2 separate regions of the Homo sapiens genome follow, and region 2 is linked to region 1. A link is an interaction called in ENCODE POLR2A ChIA-PET data of the cell type or tissue named here. Cell type or tissue: HCT116. All regions are shown on one strand. Each heading gives the region's core, and the rest is flanking DNA. Links, peaks and the distances in the headings are about the cores only. Region 1 holds the start of LRRC26 (leucine rich repeat containing 26). Region 2 has its middle 8.3 kb from the start of LINC02692.

What was found. Peaks named below come from ENCODE experiments on the same cell type or tissue, not always from the same donor. Only the 100,000 strongest peaks of a DNase experiment are listed, where the experiment ranks them.
Region 2: POLR2A ChIA-PET joins it to region 1 with 5 read pairs; 2 of 35 experiments call an interaction of 5 or more read pairs at or near these places.

Annotation. Positions count from the first base shown.
Region 1 is chr9:137,165,420-137,173,715 of GRCh38, forward strand. It overlaps GRIN1 (glutamate ionotropic receptor NMDA type subunit 1), which reads left to right. Exons shown (of 20, transcript NM_007327.4): 20 at 1,992-3,337. The coding sequence ends at 2,108. LRRC26 (leucine rich repeat containing 26) reads right to left here and starts at 4,632. Exons shown (of 2, transcript NM_001013653.3): 1 at 3,852-4,632; 2 at 3,339-3,766. The coding sequence starts at 4,524. The coding sequence ends at 3,435. TMEM210 (transmembrane protein 210) reads right to left here and starts at 6,637. Exons shown (of 4, transcript NM_001282477.2): 1 at 6,521-6,637; 2 at 6,222-6,357; 3 at 5,995-6,024; 4 at 5,439-5,745. The coding sequence starts at 6,608. The coding sequence ends at 5,556. It overlaps MIR3621 (microRNA 3621), which reads right to left and starts at 3,851; the gene lies at 3,767-3,851. It also overlaps LOC124902315. RefSeq lists an enhancer at 2,271-3,135 and silencers at 2,905-3,024, 3,255-3,364, 3,605-4,124, 4,285-4,344. In HCT116, for the core only: no CTCF peak of the experiment used is centred there; a DNase peak (open chromatin) is centred at 4,182; H3K4me3 peaks cover 2,339 bases; H3K27ac peaks cover 1,860 bases.
Region 2 is chr9:136,956,919-136,965,230 of GRCh38, forward strand. No RefSeq gene overlaps it. Among named protein-coding and RNA genes, the nearest start is that of LINC02692, 8.3 kb to the right of the region's middle. RefSeq lists an enhancer at 1,939-2,439. In HCT116, for the core only: no CTCF peak of the experiment used is centred there; a DNase peak (open chromatin) is centred at 7,530; H3K4me3 peaks cover 805 bases; H3K27ac peaks cover 911 bases.

The sequences.
Region 1 (8,296 bases), core at 1-8,000:
GTGGCGGCCGCTCTGCCCAGCCCGCCCATGCTGCTCTCTCTCACTCTCTGGACCTTTCTCCCCGGCCCTCCTGGGTCCTCGGCTTTCCCCGTGTGTCTCCGTTAGTCTGCCCGCCCACCTCCCCTGCCATGACCCACACGCCATCTTGAAGCCTGTCATCTCGTTGGTCAGTCAGTCAGCCACACCACCTCTCGGGGCCAGGTCTGGGGCCCTGGGAGCCCAGCGTGGCCCCATCCTGGACTCCTCAGCTGCCGGGAGGCCACACCACTTCTCTGTTATGTCCCCGTTTCTCTCGCCTCTCCCAGAGGGGCCCGCCGCCCTCACTTCGCCCCTGCGACGGCCCTGGAGGGGGTGGCTGTGATGTCCCATCCCGTCCGTCTGTCTGGCCACTGGCCCCGCCCCCCAGACACCTGTCTCACCTGTCTCACCAGAGCCATGCGTGTTGCATCTTCATGTGGTCTCTGTGTGGGCCGGGGGCTGGGGGCCGGGCCTGGGTCCGTCTGGGTGGACGGCTGGGGCCTGGAGTTGGAACTGGCCCCGGCCACAGGGGACTGTCAGGCAGGGAGTGGGGTGGGACCAAAAGGGGTGGCTCCCACCCCAGGCTGAGCGGGGGCCCTGCAGGAGGTGTGGCGGCAGCTCCCAGAGGGTCTGAGAATGGGTAGGGGCGGCCCCACAAGCCCTGGCCTGCAGAGCCCAGGACGACACTGAGGTTCCCAGACAGGGAGGCCTCTGGAAGGGAAACGACCACCTCAGCTCCTGACCCCAGCAACCCCACAAGGCCCACCCCAAAGAGCCAGGCCTTCTGCCCTTTGGAGCCCAGAATCCCCCACCTCCTGCTCGGGGCAGCTTGTCCCTGTAGCGGATATGCACACTCGGACCAGAGGCCCCCAGAGCGAACCCAGCCTTGCTAGAGGCACCCCAGGCCCAGGCACCATGGTGGGGAGGGGCTGCCCAGAGAGGCAGCGGAGACCTCAGCCCCGTGGCCACCCTGCAGTCCAGGGACCAGTCTGGCCCACAGGAAGCCCCCAGCCCATAAGCAGCATCACCAGAGAGAAGCTTACGCCCGGGGGAGGAAGTGCGATTTGCAGCCACCTGCCCCTCAGTGCACTGGAAGCGGGGCAGACCTCCAGGGCACAGACAGGACTTGGCATCAAGCAAGCCAAATCCCGAGATGAAGCCACCAGGGTGCCCCAAGAGGGACCCATGAGGCCTGGCTGCTCAGCTTCCTGGGGAAGGGACTTGGCATGCAGGATGGGTGGACAGTGAGAGCCTGTAGGCCTGGGGGCCACTGGAGGCTCAAGGAGCAGGTGGAAGCACCATTCCTGGAGCCACCTCTGCTGCGGAAAGCGGGCAGAGCTGATGCTGCAAAGTCTGAGCCAGGAGTCCCGCAGGGAACAGGGAGGGGGAATAGCGCAGGGATCGTGGGCTGGGCAGGCTGGGGAAGAGGGGGTGTCCAGGCAGACAGGAGAAACAGCGATTTGGGGCAGGCAGCCACGGGGGGCAAGCACAAATGTCGTGCAGGTGATGGGCCACTTTCAGAGGGTGACACTGGGTCCCAGGGCCCTGCCTGGAGCGAGGCCAGGTGCAGCTCAGAGACCCTCATGGTGCCCTCCCAGGGACATGTTCCCAGCGGAACCCTCACCCGAGCCTCTCTGGGCACCAGGGACCGTCCTCTGGGGCCAGTTCTGGCATCACGTGGCATCTGGGGCTGGCCCCGCCCTGCAAGGCTGAACTGTGGGGGGCACTGCCAGCTGGGGGTCTGGGCAGGGGAGGGCAGCCCAGCTCCCACCTGGTCTCTGGGGCTGCGAGCTTATTCAGAGGGAGGCGTGGGTGGGGGGCTCCTTTGGGTAGGGTGGGGTCAGTCCGGCTGCGGAGATCCCCTGCCCCTGTCCTGTGGCCGGTCCGGGCCAGGGCGGCACTGGGCGCTGAGGGCTGGGGTCCCTGGCGGCCGGCGGGGCCAGCGGGTATTGATTGTTGGTTCTTATTTATAGAGCACCGGGGGTGGACGCGGCGCTTTGCAAAACCAAAAAGACACAGTGCTGCCGCGACGCGCTATTGAGAGGGAGGAGGGCCAGCTGCAGCTGTGTTCCCGTCATAGGGAGAGCTGAGACTCCCCGCCCGCCCTCCTCTGCCCCCTCCCCCGCAGACAGACAGACAGACGGACGGGACAGCGGCCCGGCCCACGCAGAGCCCCGGAGCACCACGGGGTCGGGGGAGGAGCACCCCCAGCCTCCCCCAGGCTGCGCCTGCCCGCCCGCCGGTTGGCCGGCTGGCCGGTCCACCCCGTCCCGGCCCCGCGCGTGCCCCCAGCGTGGGGCTAACGGGCGCCTTGTCTGTGTATTTCTATTTTGCAGCAGTACCATCCCACTGATATCACGGGCCCGCTCAACCTCTCAGATCCCTCGGTCAGCACCGTGGTGTGAGGCCCCCGGAGGCGCCCACCTGCCCAGTTAGCCCGGCCAAGGACACTGATGGGTCCTGCTGCTCGGGAAGGCCTGAGGGAAGCCCACCCGCCCCAGAGACTGCCCACCCTGGGCCTCCCGTCCGTCCGCCCGCCCACCCCGCTGCCTGGCGGGCAGCCCCTGCTGGACCAAGGTGCGGACCGGAGCGGCTGAGGACGGGGCAGAGCTGAGTCGGCTGGGCAGGGCCGCAGGGCGCTCCGGCAGAGGCAGGGCCCTGGGGTCTCTGAGCAGTGGGGAGCGGGGGCTAACTGGCCCCAGGCGGAGGGGCTTGGAGCAGAGACGGCAGCCCCATCCTTCCCGCAGCACCAGCCTGAGCCACAGTGGGGCCCATGGCCCCAGCTGGCTGGGTCGCCCCTCCTCGGGCGCCTGCGCTCCTCTGCAGCCTGAGCTCCACCCTCCCCTCTTCTTGCGGCACCGCCCACCCACACCCCGTCTGCCCCTTGACCCCACACGCCGGGGCTGGCCCTGCCCTCCCCCACGGCCGTCCCTGACTTCCCAGCTGGCAGCGCCTCCCGCCGCCTCGGGCCGCCTCCTCCAGACTCGAGAGGGCTGAGCCCCTCCTCTCCTCGTCCGGCCTGCAGCCCAGAACGGGCCTCCCCGGGGGTCCCCGGACGCTGGCTCGGGACTGTCTTCAACCCTGCCCTGCACCTTGGGCACGGGAGAGCGCCACCCGCCCGCCCCCGCCCTCGCTCCGGGTGCGTGACCGGCCCGCCACCTTGTACAGAACCAGCACTCCCAGGGCCCGAGCGCGTGCCTTCCCCGTGCGGCCCGTGCGCAGCCGCGCTCTGCCCCTCCGTCCCCAGGGTGCAGGCGCGCACCGCCCAACCCCCACCTCCCGGTGTATGCAGTGGTGATGCCTAAAGGAATGTCACGCAGTTTTCGGTCTGTGTCGCTTGTTGACGCCGGCAGACAGTGTAAAGGGAGGGCAAAGGCATGGGGGAAGCTTCGAGCGCTCCAGGCGGCCGCGGCCGCTCAGGCTTGGGCGGCAGCGGCGGGGCTCCCCGGGTCCGCGGGCGAGGCACAGCCGTGGGGGTCGGGATCGGGGTTCGGGTCTGGCGGTCTCGGCGGGCGGAGGGCGGCGGTGCGGAGGCGGCGGCGGCGCGCACGGCAGGCGGTGAGCCCAGAGCCCAGCGCCAGGCAGGAAGCCAGGCTGACGAGGAAGGAGGCCGGCCCGAGCGTGTAAACCACGGCCAGGTCCCGCAGGGCGAGCGGCTGCGCGCAATGGCTAAAGGCGGCGTCGGAAAAGGCAGTCAGGGGGCTGAGCGTCAGGCGTCCCGGCCACACGCAGAGCACCGTCTCGGCCTCTGTGGGACACAGACAAAGGCGCGGCGTCAGGTGGCGGCTGCCGCACCGCCCTGCAGACCCCGACCCGCGTCCCCAGCAGCTCACCTGACGCGGGCAGCGGGTGCCGGCGCAGCCAGGCGCAGAGCGGGCGCAGCGCGCACCCGCAGCCCCAAGGGTTGCCGCGCAGGTGCAGCGCGTCTAGAGCGGGCAGGCGGCCCAGCAGCCCCGGCGCGAGTGCCGCCAGCTCGTTGTCCTGCAGGCTGAGTGAGCGCAGCAGCGGGAGCGCGCCTAGCGCCGCGGGCTCCAGGCGCGCCAGCCGGTTGCCGGCCAATGAGAGGTTGCGCAGCGCGCGCAGCGGCGCGAAAGTCCCTGGTGCCAGTGCTTCCAGCTGGTTGGCGCTCAGGTCCAGCAGCTGCAGCGCGCCCAGGCCCCAGAAGGCTCGCACATGCACCGAGTGCAGCCCGTTCTCGCGCAGGTCCAGGCGCTGTAGCGCGCCCGCTCCCGCGAAGGCACCTGGCGGCAGCGCACGGACGCGGTTGTGGTCCAGCAGCAGCGCGCGCAGGCGCAGGCTCAGGCCCGGGGGCACGGCGGGCAGCGAGAGTGCCGAGCAGCTGGCCAGGCCTCCCGGCACGCACGTGCACACCTCGGGGCAGTCCGGGGCGCCCAGGGACCCCGAGGGCGAGGCCGTGGCCGACACCTGGGCCCAGACAGGCCAAGGCGACAGCAGCAGCAACAGCAGCAGCAGCGGCCGAGGCCGCGACCAGGAAGGGCCCCGCATGGGGGCAGCCCCCCCGCCCCCGGCACCCGCGGTGGGAGGCCCGCTGCCTGTGCGTCCCTGGAGCCCGTCGTCCGCGGAGCCCGTTCCTGCGGCGCCTGCACAAATATTAACTCTCTGGCCCGAGCTCAGGCAGTTCCTGTCCCACGGCTGGATCCACGCTTGGGGCGGGGGCAGGGCAAACAGCCAACGCCCGGCACCGCCAGCCACCTGTCCGGGAGCTCCAAACTACTCTTGGCTCAGCGCCGGCCACAGCGCTATCAAGACCACCTCACCCCGCCTTGTCCACCACCGGGCGCCCGCCGAGCCCTGACCTGAGCAGCAGGACACCGCCCACCTGCACCCGCCCAGCTCACGGCTGCAACAGGCGCCCACACGCAATGCAACCCAGAGGTCCTGCTCCTCACCCGTCTCGACCCCACCCAGGCTCCGCAAAGTGATCCCAACGTGCACATGCGGAGTGGCCCCCACGCAGGGATGGTCCCATTCCCATGCTGGATAGGGCCTGGGTTGGAGACAGGCCTTGGGGTGGAGGGAGACAGCACACCCGAGGCAGGAGAGGCGTGCCTGCCCCACCCCTCCCCCCCAGGACTCTCCTGGGATAGAGGTACAGACCAGTGCAGTGGGGCAGGGGTATCAGCCCAAGTCCTGCTGTTAAACCCAGCGCCCTTCACAGTTGCCAGTTGCAGGTCCTGTTCTAGGGGCTTTCCAAAGCTGGGTGCAGGAAGGAGCCGGGCTGACCAGCTGTGGCAGAGAAGGTGGAAACATTAGGGGTATGGCTTACTGCCAGGGGGCAGAGGAACAGGGGAACTTGCTGTGGGGCCTGGGCACTCTGCTTTGATGAGACCCATATGCGCGTGCACCCCCCATGATGCAGCCGTGAGGGGTGTGAGGGCCTGCAGGGAGGACGGTGCACAACCACTAAACAAGCTTTAATTCCCCTCCCCCAGCTGCCCTCAGGAGGGCCTGCAGGGAGGACAGTGCACAGCCACTAAATACGCTTTAATTCCCCTCCCCCAGCTGCCCTCAGCCCTCTACTCAGGTGGTAGGGGCGGGGGTGGTGGCGGCTCCTCTGAAGAAGCCTCCATGGGGATGGCCACAAGGCTCTGATCCTCTAGTGGTGGCACCAGGGAGACCTCCAGGTCAGCGTCCATTAGCTGGGACTCCACGTAAACCGGGTGCAGGTCCATGAGATCTTCCTGGACCCCAAAATTCTCCACCAACCTGCATGACGGGCCGGGTCATCACGAGCTGGTAGAGTCCTTGTTCCCCCAGGACAGGCTGGCGTCTGGGACAGTGCACCCCCACAAAGGGCCTCCCTTGGGACAGCACACCTCCTCTTCCAGGGACAGCACCCCTCCTCCTCCAGGGACAGCACCCCTCCTCCTCCAGGGACTCCCCTGGGATAGCTCCCCCCGCCAAGGGCCTCCCCTGAGACAGCGTGCCTCCCTCGAGGGCCTCCCTGGTGCTCACCTGTTGTCCACTTGTCTCGGGCATGTTTCACTGAGGGGACGAAGGCCAACATGAGTCCTGGAACAGTGCTGGGCCCCCGGAGCTCCCCCAGCACACGCCTAGGAAACGCCATTCCTACCCCAGGTGACAGCCCACCCAGGGGGTAAAGCCCTTCTTGCAAGACCAAGGGCCCAGGGCAGCCAGCCTGGCCTCACTCCCATCCTCTCCCGGCCCCAGGGTTCACGCACCCCTTGGCCCGCAAGACACCAATTGCCACGATGACGAGGGCACAGAAGCAGCTGGCACTGATGCCCGCCAGCACCACAAGGAGGGCGATGAGGGCCTCGCGGCTGAGGCCAAGGCTGCATTCACAGTAGGTTCCAGCTGCAGAGACAGGGCCACATGGCCATGGGCCGGTCACCTGCCTGCAGAGGGCCCCCAAGTCTGCCCCTGCCCTGGTAGCCACCAGAAGGACACCAGAGCTCCCACCTTGCCTGGGGAAGGGGAGCCATGGCTGGGAGTGGAGTGCGGGGGCAGGAGGAGGCACCTGCAGCAGGGATGAGCAGAAGGGACAAATATGTGAGGCCCAAGGGGCCACCACGCAGGCAGGACACAGGCCAGGGACCGGGGGCCATGTCCAGCCCTGGCCCCACTGCACACCTCTGACGGAACTGTTGGAAGGTGCTGACTTCACAGTAGGACTGTGAGGTGGGGGTGGGGGGGCTCACAATGCCAGTGTGTCATTTGCCCTTGGGCACCGCAATTCAAGGAGCCATGGCCAAGCAGCTCTGGGAATGGGACAGGTAGGGTGGGCAGAGGCCTGAGAGCCCAGCCAGCTCAGGCCAGCTCTGAGGCAGAGGCAGCAGTGGGGCTGGCCTGGTCTTACGGGCAGTCCTTCAGTGGTTTCACCGTGTTAGCCAGGATGGTCTCGATCTCCTGACCTTGTGATCCGCTCGCCTCGGCCTCTCAAAGTGCTGGGATTACAGGTGTGAGCCACTGCGCCCAGCCAAATCCTTCACAGTGAAAGGGGGTGGGCAGCACTCCAGGCCCCGATGTGGGTGCGGTGGCCTGGCAACCTTGCAGGGTGGGCGGCAGGCAGCCTCGGCCTCAGCTCCCTCCCAGCATAAGGGCTGCGGCAGCTCAGCATGTGGGCTGGGCTCCAGCTGGCTGTAGGTCACCTTCCTCCAGGGCTGGGGCAGGAAGGGGCCAAGGAGGGCTAAGGGGGTGGGCTTGCACCCATCCTCCCTCCCCACTGCTTCTGGGAGGGTCTGGCTCACGCCCTGGCAAAGCTCAGGTCAGAAGGGCTGCCGGCACCCAAGGGAATCCCCCATCAACTTGGAAAGGTCTGGGGGACACTGGCCACCCCTGTCTGAGCAGGACCCCAAGCCCTGCCTCCCAGACATCCCCCAAGGCTCCAGACTAAAGGTGTCACTGAAGTTGGAGCCCCCAGGAGCTTTCCCCTCTGCAGAAAAGACAAGCGTTGCCCAAGGAAGTCGACCGCAGGCCGGCATGGCCAGGGTTGCTTTCAGCCTCCTCCCTGCACCTGCTATTCCAGGCTGGGAGAGAGGCCCCTGCCCTCCCAGCCTCCCCTCCTCTGGACCTGCCAAGCAAACCGCCAGGCAGCAAAAGGAAACACCTGCCCCACAGCCAACGGAGGCCAGGCCTTCTGCCAGCTCAGGACACATGGGACACGGGGGGTGGGGGGGGTGGGCACAGTCTGGCCCCAGTGGCCCTGGGCACCAGGGACCCCCTCGCCTGTTGACAGGCACCCTCCTGCTGGGGTCCTCCGACCTCTGACTTGCCGAGTGACACCGTGACCCGAGATGCACCCTTCGCCCTTGTCTTCAGGACACAACCAGAGATGGAATCCACAGGACACAGAACAAAAGGTGTACCAGAGCCAGGCTGGCAGTGACACTCGACAGGCCAGCCCAGCAGGTTTGTATCCTGGTTAGGACAATGGCACACCCAGCCTGGGGCCAGGTGGTGGCCACAGACAGCGGGATCCAGGCAAGGCCACCTTGCTCTGAGGGGGCATCAGAGCAATCGGGACCATCCCACCAGAATTCAGGAGAGGGGTCCCTCTTTTTGTGACAGCAGCACAGACAGCCTTGGAGTGAAGTGGAGCAGGTGGCAGGGCCCAGGGCTAGAGGGGAGATACCGCACAGGCGGAAGCAGCCCTCCTTGGCGGGGCAGAGGCCTGATGGGCACAGGCTGTGCATCTGGCGCCTGCCTAATCCCGGCCACTTCCTCCTTCAAGCCCTGAGGCAAACAAGAGTTCTCCAGAGCAAGGAGGGTGCAGGAATGTCCACTGAACGGGACG
Region 2 (8,312 bases), core at 37-8,036, 210 kb before region 1:
ATTGGGTGGATGGATGGATGGGTAGATGGATGGATGGTTGGATGATGGGTAGATGGTGGATGGTTGGATATTGGGTGGGTGGGTGGATGGCTGGTTGGATGATGGGTGGATGGATGGATAGATGGTTGGATGATGGGTAGATGGTGGATGGTTGGATATTGGGTGGGTGGGTGGATGGATGGTTGGATGATGGGTGGGTGGATGGATGGTTGGATATTGGGTGGATGGATGGTTGGATGATGGGTGGGTGGATGGATGGTTGGATATTGGGTGGATGGATGGTTGGATGATGGGTGGGTGGATGGATGGTTGGATGATGGGTGGGTGGGTGGATGGATGGATGATGGGTGGGTGGATGGATGGATGGTTGGATGATGGGTGGGTGGGTGGATGGTTGGATAATGGGTGGGTGGGTGGATGGATGGTTGGAGATGGGTGGGTGGATGGATGGTTGGATGATGGGTGGGTGGATGGATGGTTGGATGATGGGTCGGTGGATGGATGGTTGGATGATGGGTGGGTGGATGGATGGTTGGATGGTGGGTGGGTGGATGGATGGTTGGATGATGGGTGGGTGGGTGGATGGTTGGATGATGGGTGGGTGGGTGGATGGATGGTTGGATGATGGGTGGGTGGATGGATGGTTGGATGACGGGTGGGTGGATGGATGGTTGGATGATGGGTGGGTGGGTGGATGGATGGTTGGATGATGGGTAGGTGGGTGGATGGATGGATGAAGGGTGGGTGGATGGATAGTTGGATGGATGATGCTTTTTTGCTCTTTTTTTCTTGTGCCCTAGATGGGGAGGCTGAGGTTAAAAGCAGCAAGTTTGGTTGTGTCTGGATTGGGAGATATTCTATACTGTGTGGTTGTGAGGACACAAGCCTGGGTGTCAGAAATCCTGGACCACAGCCTGGCATATATTGGATTTAACCCTAGGAAGGTTGAGAGTGAAGGTGGCTGTCTTTTGGCAGAAAGGGCTTGTTGGGTGTTCTTTCCTGAACGCGTCAAGGAGGTGTCCCTCAACCCTGGGGTGGGGGTCAGACACAAGGTCCCCCAGAGCAATGGCCTCACTCTCTACTCTCTTAGTCCTTTCCCTCATCCCTCCTCCTACTGGGCCACGGTGTCCCCATGGGTGAGACTCACTCTACAGGGCCAGGACTTGGGCCTTCACCAGCCTGGGGCCTGGGCCACGCCCTCACCCGATGCCTGGCTGCAGCAGGGGATGGCTTCTGCATGGGGTCCAGGCACAGGACCTAGGCCAAAAGAGAGGAGTGGCCTAAAGAGGCTCAGCTTGAGAAGAGAGCCCTGCCCTGCCCCTGACAATCTAAGAGAGACTCCGCAGGCCACCTTCTCCCTCTTGACCTGGCACAGCCTTTGCCAGCGGAAATTCTTTTCAGTCCCTCTGCACAGATGGGGAAACTGTGAGGTTCAGGAAGGCTGGCTGGTCACTTGGCAGGGTCACCTTGCCCCTGCCAGCTTCCCTCCCCCAAGGCAGGGAACATAACCCCGGCTGCAAGATCATGACCACCATGTGCTGGTGGGAGCCACCGCCTTCCTGGCACCCAGCTGTACCCTCCAGTGGTGACCAGCTCCCCGGACAAAGGCACAAGCAGAGACTAAGACTCCCTGGCGGTGCCCTCCTCCTCCCTGGCGGTGCCTCTGCAAAGCCCAGCGCACTCCCCTTCCCTCCGTATCAGCTCCTGGCTGGGGAGACAGGAGATGCTGCCTAGGCCTGCATTCCTTCCCAGCTCTTATGGGGAGGGCGGGCTTCAGGCCTGGCTGGATCCAGGGCCCCAGCCACCCCCTTCTGTGTCACTGGCCCTGGCCGGAGTGGCTGTGCAGTCCCATTGGCCCACTTCACTCCCACCTGGGTTGCAGATGGTCTCTCTCCCAGAAGTCCTCAGTCCTGGGTGGAGGCTGTGTTCCCCCATCAGTGGTCAGGGGACCCCTCCACACAGCCCTCCCTCTCTTGGACTCCAGCTACCACAGCCCCCCTCATCCCATCTTTCCTGGGGTGATACAACTCTCTCTGGCCCTGGTGGTAGCGGGCCCTGTGTGAACCTCCTCCCCGCAAGTCCCCCAGGGGCACCAGCCCTTCCTGGCTGAAGACCCTTTCCCCATGTCTGCACCAGGGGACGGGGCTGGGAGCTGGCGGCGTGGAGCCGAGGCCAGGAGAGGCCAGGCAGGTGGTCCAGGCATGTCTGCCGGCATGTGAGCCCAGAGGCCTGGGGCTGGACACAGACCAGAGAGGGAGCCCGCCTGCCCACCTGTCTGCTTGCTGGAGTCAAGCCAGGCTGGCCCAGTGGGGTGGGGTGTCCTGCTGGCCCCTACCCCCATGCCCCAAGCACGGCAGCCCAGGCCCCTGTGGGTGGCCAGATTGAATCTCTTTACCCTGGCCTGAATCTCTTTACATCTGGGCCTGCTGGGTCTGGGAACAGCCTGTGCCTGCCCCTCCCACAGAACAGGGTCAGCGGGGTTGGGAAGCAGGTAAGTTCTGGTGGGTGGAGGGGCTGGACCCAGGGCTGGCTTCCGTGCCTCCAGTGGCCACCACCACCTCCCGGATCAGCCCCTGCGGTGGCAGAGGGGGCCTTTCCCCGAAGGCCAGCTGTGGTCCCTCTCAGCCTTGTCCAGGGCCCACCACAGCCACACAGAGCCTGTGCCTGCGACGGTGACCACAGGAGACTGTGACAGTGACGGTGACCACAGACAGGCCACCCAGGGCTCAGGCTGGGTATGGTGGGCTCTGGTGGGAAGCAGCTCCCGCACGGCTCACGGTGGGGAGGGTCCCTTCCGGTCCTCACCCCGCGATACCCCTTCGCAGAGCTCATGCCCCCTCGGGGCACTCTACCCACCGGGTACCTTCCCTGGGCTGCCCCACAGGTCAAGCGCTCCACCCACGCCCTCTCAGACACCAAGAGGCAGCCTGGGAGGGGCTGGGCAGGCGGGAATGGAATTTTCGGGTCTGGGCCAGGCTGTCCACAGGCCCAGGAGGGGGACCAGGCCCAGCTCCTCTTCACACTTCTCAGACCTGGGGCGACCGGAGGCTCCTGGGTATCCACCCCAGCACCCCAGACCAGGAAAGTGAGGCACAGGTGGTAGAAGACCTGCCAGAGCCGCCCAGCACCTGGGCCCACACTGCTTTCCCAGGATCAGGCTGCAGAGCCCCTGGGCGGAGTGGGAAGCACAGGGTCCCCTTAGCGTTGTTCTGTCTTTGTGGGTCCTGGGCCTGCTCCCGTGCAGACCTTCATCTGAGGGCGTGTAGTGTGTGGTGGGGAGGTGGACACAGCTGTGCCCTGACCTCAAGAGTGGCCTGACCTGGGTGCGGGGCTGGGTCTGTGTCCAAAAACAGACACAAAAGGCCACACATTATGTGATTCCATTTATGAAGTTCTAGAACAGGCCAAGCTCCTCTCCACTATTAGAAATCAGGTCTGTGGCTGCTGCGTCCGGGGTGGGGACACTGTGGGGTGGGGTGGAATGTTCTGTGGCCAGGGGTGAGGGTGCTACCTGCAGCTGGGTGGCGGGGGGGTAGAATGTTCTGTGGCCAGGGGTGAGGGTGCTGCCTGCAGCTGGGAGGGGTAGAATGTTCTGTGGCCAGGGGTGAGGGTGCTGCCTGCAGCTGGGGGCGGGGGTTGAATGTTCTATGGCCAGGGTGAGGGTACAGCCTGCAGCTGCGGGGTGGGTAGAATGTTCTGTGGCCGGGGGCGAGGGTGCTGCCTGCAGTTGGTGGGGGTAGAATGTTCTGTGGCCGGGGGCGAGGGTGCTGCCTGCAGTGGGTGGGGGTAGAATGTTCTGTGGTCAGGGGTGAGGGTGCTGCCTGCAGCTGGGGGGGTGTGGAATGTTGGAATGTTCTGTGTTGGGGATCGGAGCGCTGCCTGCAGCTGGCAGGAGGTGGAGGGGGTCTGGAATGTTCCACGTCAGGATCAGGTTTTGCTCACGTGGGTGTTCATCGAGGTGTGCGACTCAGGTGCCCGTATTGCTGTGAGACGGCTCCCACGGTGGGACATGGTGATGCCACGCTGGATGCCCCCACGTGCACCTCTTGCCGTGTGTGGGTGAAACTCCTCCCGCTGAGTGCTGGGCTCCCGGGTCTGGGTCTGGGGGTGCAGCACACGTTCATGTTCGCATTCTCAGAACACCCACTGACCCTCTCCCACCAGGCAGAGCCCACCCTCCCTGCCTTCATGTCTGCAGGGCCTGGCGCGGAGCACGAGGCCGCTGGGCACTGACTATGGAGCTCAGAGCTGTGTTGGTGGACCAGGCATCCCGTGAGGCCACGGATGGTGGCCGTGGATCTACCCTGCCTGGCCCACTTCTCCTCCACACTCCCCTTCACAGCGCATGACTAGGCAGCCAGGGCCCTGAGCCCTGCAGGAGGAGTTGAGGGGTACACACCAGGACTGGAAAGCCTGGGGCTGTTGCACAGAGATGAGCGGGGAGGCCAGGCTCCTCAGGAACTCGAGTGGAAGCCCCACCCACCAGGGCCTGCAGGGACAGGGCTGCGAGGGGACTGCCTGCAGGGCTGCTGGGAATGGGACCTGGAGCCTTGGCTGAGCAGGGCGGGGGCTCCTGCTGGCTCCTGAGCCCAGGGCCGCCCAGCTCAGCTGGGCCCAGCACTCCCTGTCCCTCAGGCCCTGCCTGATCCGGTCTCTTTATCTTGGCCGAGAGCAGCGCCCTCCCGGCCACCATCTGGGCCTGCTGGGCCAGGACCAGCTGCCTGGGGCTTTCCAGCGCTGCCTCTGCATGTTTTCTGCAGGAGGAAGAAGGAGGGTTGGGGGCAGAGTCATCCAGGGACTGAGTGGGCGGCATGGGGGGCCAGACCTGTGGTGCAGAGCTGAGCTGGAGACCCCCTCAGACCCTAGGCCCTGCTACCTTTCCCCCGGTCCCTGGGAAGCACGTTTTCCCAGTAACCTCCTGGCGTGAGAAACTTGGCCCCGGCTCGCCGATTCCCCGAGACTCACCCCACGTGCCCCATACATACAATGCGGGGACTCGGGGCTCCTGGCAGGACGGCCCACAGAGTCAGGACAGCCACCAGGGCCCCCACACAGGGGGACAGGTGGGCTGAGGGGCCCCTCTCTAATCCTAGGGTGTGGGGAGGATCTGGCCTCCCAGTCCCCAGGGCCCCTCTGCTGGAAACGGGGTGCTATGATATGAACGTGTCCCTAGATTTCACATGTTGACATTTCATCCCCAAATCCACTTTTTTTTGTTTTTAAGACAAGGTCTAGCTCAGTCGCCCAGGCTGGAGCAGAGTGGCGCAACCTCTGCTGACTGCAGCCTCGACCTCCCTGGCTCAAGCGATCCTCCCACTTCAGCCTCTCAAGTAGCTGGGACCGAAGGTGCGCCACCACGTCTGGCTAATTTTTAAGTTTTTTGTAGAGATGGGGTTTCTCCATGTTGGCCAACTGGTCTCGAACTCCTGGGCTCAAGTGATCCTCCTGCCTTGGCCTCCCAAACTGCTAGGATTACAGGCGTGAACCACCTTGCCCGGCCCTCAAATTCACATGTTGGTTGGAGGTGGGGCCTCTGGGAGGTGATTAGGGTTAGATAAGGTCCTCAGGGTTGGGCCCATGGTGGACTTGGTGGCTTTATGAGAAAAGAGAGACCTCAGCTGGCAGCTCTTGCCCTCTGCCACACTGCAACTTGGCCCCTTGACGTTGGACTTCTCAGCCTCCTGAACTGTAAGAAATAAATTTACTTTCTTTGTACATTTCCAATGTCAGGTATTCAGTTATAGCCACAGAAAGCTGACTAAGACGAAGGGGGTGAAGTTTGTGGGGGGCTTGTGCAGGGGCAGCCCAGGGTCCTCAGAGCCAACCCCAGGCAGCTCCACCCACCCCAGGGGCTCTCCTGAGGTGGGCCATTGGGGGAGCCACCTCCTAGTGTCCTCTTGGCAAACCAGAACTAGGAGTGGGCTGGGGCTGTGGGATCTCAAAGAAGGAGTGGCTGTGGGTACAGTCACCATGGTGAGGGAGCAGCAGCTGCCCAGGATGTATCAGGGAGGTTGAAACATTGTCTCCATCTCTGTGCACCGCCTGCCTAGGCGTACACATGCCAGATACATGTGAACACACAGAGGCACACACGTGTGCACACAGGCACACACAGGCACACGTGTACACACACAGGCACTCACAGGCACACCCATGCATGCACACACGCACACACGTGCACAGGTACACACATGCACACAGGCACACACAGGCACATATACACACACGCGCGCATGCACACAGGGCCTTTGCTCTGTGATACAGTCTCCCTTGTTTCTTCTGAAACATCTCCCAAGGGATGTGGACGTGTGGGCCCCGTTGGAGAGGAATGCTGGTGGAAAAAGCTATTTTGTTTTGCAGGAAATTGTCTTATTTCTTAGGTTTGTGTGGATTAACTGGGATTTGGGTTTTTTCCATCCAGCCAGCAACTGTGCACTTCAGTGGTGATCAGAGCGGGTCCCTGGCTCTGTCCCCACGGGGACTCTGCCCTGGGAGGGGGCTCAGGGTTGTAGGGATCCTCAGGCCGGACCCCGAGTTGGCTGGGAGGATGCCGATGAGCGTCTTGCCCCGTCCCTGCCTGACTCGGGACACAGAGCCCAGGGCCTGGGAGTGCTCAGGGCAGGAGACGCGGCAGATGCCAGCATGAGGACGGCCCAGCCTGGCAGACAGATGTCAGACAGAGGAAGAGGAGGCAGTCCACATGCCAGTGGGGCCAGAGGCCAGCACAGAGCACCCTTCCCATGGGGTCTGAGTCCTTGTGGGATGAAAGAACCCCACACTGGATGGTGAAGCCGGCGGGTCCTTCCGCATTCAAGGCAGGCGTCCTCTTTCTGTCGATGGGGCCCCAGGCCTGCCCTGGAGCCATCGCTGACCTCCCAAACCAGGAAAGGCCACGAGCCCAGGAGATGGGGCCGGCTGGGGGCAGGGAGGAGGAGAGGGCTGGGCTCTAAGGCCGGGCTGAGGATGTGGGCCTGGGGTCTGGGGGTTGCTGTTCCGGAGCCAGCGGAAGCCCCTGGATGAGGGGAGAACAGACTCCACCGCTGGGCGGCAAGGCGAGGCACGGGGTGGGTGGGCTGCAGGGCTGGGGCTGGGGGTCAGCTCAGGGAGCAGCAAGCAGGCTCGGGGAACCCCTTCAGAGGCACCTGGGAGTTGGGGGAGGGGGCCCATCTCATACCCACACTGTCCTGTGACCCTTCCAGGGGGGACCATCCCAGGCCTGGCAGGGGAGAGGGAGCACCGTGCCCACCCTGGCCCTGGAGGTGGTTCTGGGGCTTGGGGTAGTTTCTCTTCTGCTCTCCCCCTCCCCTCAGGCTGGACAGCGCCGGGGTTCAGCCCCCTGTGACCGTGGGGCACCCTGGGCAGACGCTCGCTGACCAGGGGCCCTGCAGGCCTGGCGCTGACCTCAGACGGGCAGGGGGTCTGTGAACCCAACGATTGCTGCCTTGGGCAGCTGTAGGCGTGGCAGTGCCCCAGGGTTCAGCACCTGCCTGACCACACGGCATCAAAGCCGCCTGTCCTCCCCAGCCCCCGCACAACCTGCCACTCCCTGCTCGGCAGAGGAAGGAGACTCGGGCCACACCCAGGGAGGGACCTCCTCTGGCTCGACATGGAAACCTAGGCTGTAGCTCCCTGCTTCCCCGGCTGTGTTTGTGTGGCCTGGTGGCTGAATCTGCACAGAGAGCAGGACGCCAGGTGCGCTCCCGGGAAGCTGTCCTAGAGAGGGGCCGGACCGCACACCTGGCGCTGGAAGCCTCCATGACTGGATGTTTGCAAGAAACAGAAAGAAACTTCTGTCCAGTCTCAGCCACAGGCACGCCAGGTCCTCTGCTGCCTTGCCGCAAGCTCGGGGGTTTCAGTGAGACCCTCTCCCACTCCCACGGCCTCGAGTGGACCAGGTAGCCCTGGTGTTGCTCCCTGGGTGCTCTTGACCCCCCAAGGCGGCTACAGGAAGGAGAAAGGCCTATCTTGAAAGGACTGGAAAACAGTGCGTCAGTATTTTAAAAATTAAGCTACACCATCATAGGACCTGGCTATTGCCTTCCTGGGTATTTACCCAAAAGAGATATAGCACACACCCACGCACGATGCGTGTGCCCACGGCGGCTTTATCTGTAATGGCCCCAAACTGGAAACACCCCCAGGTCCACCCACAGGTGAAGGAGAACAAATCGTGATGTATCTGTGCAACGCGACACTGCCCAGCAGTGAACGAAGGAGCTACTGATGCTCTCAACAACCTGCAAGCCCCAAAATAACCGCGTGGGGCAGAGGGCGGAGGGCGGAGGGCGGAGGGCGGAGGGCGTCAGGCAGCG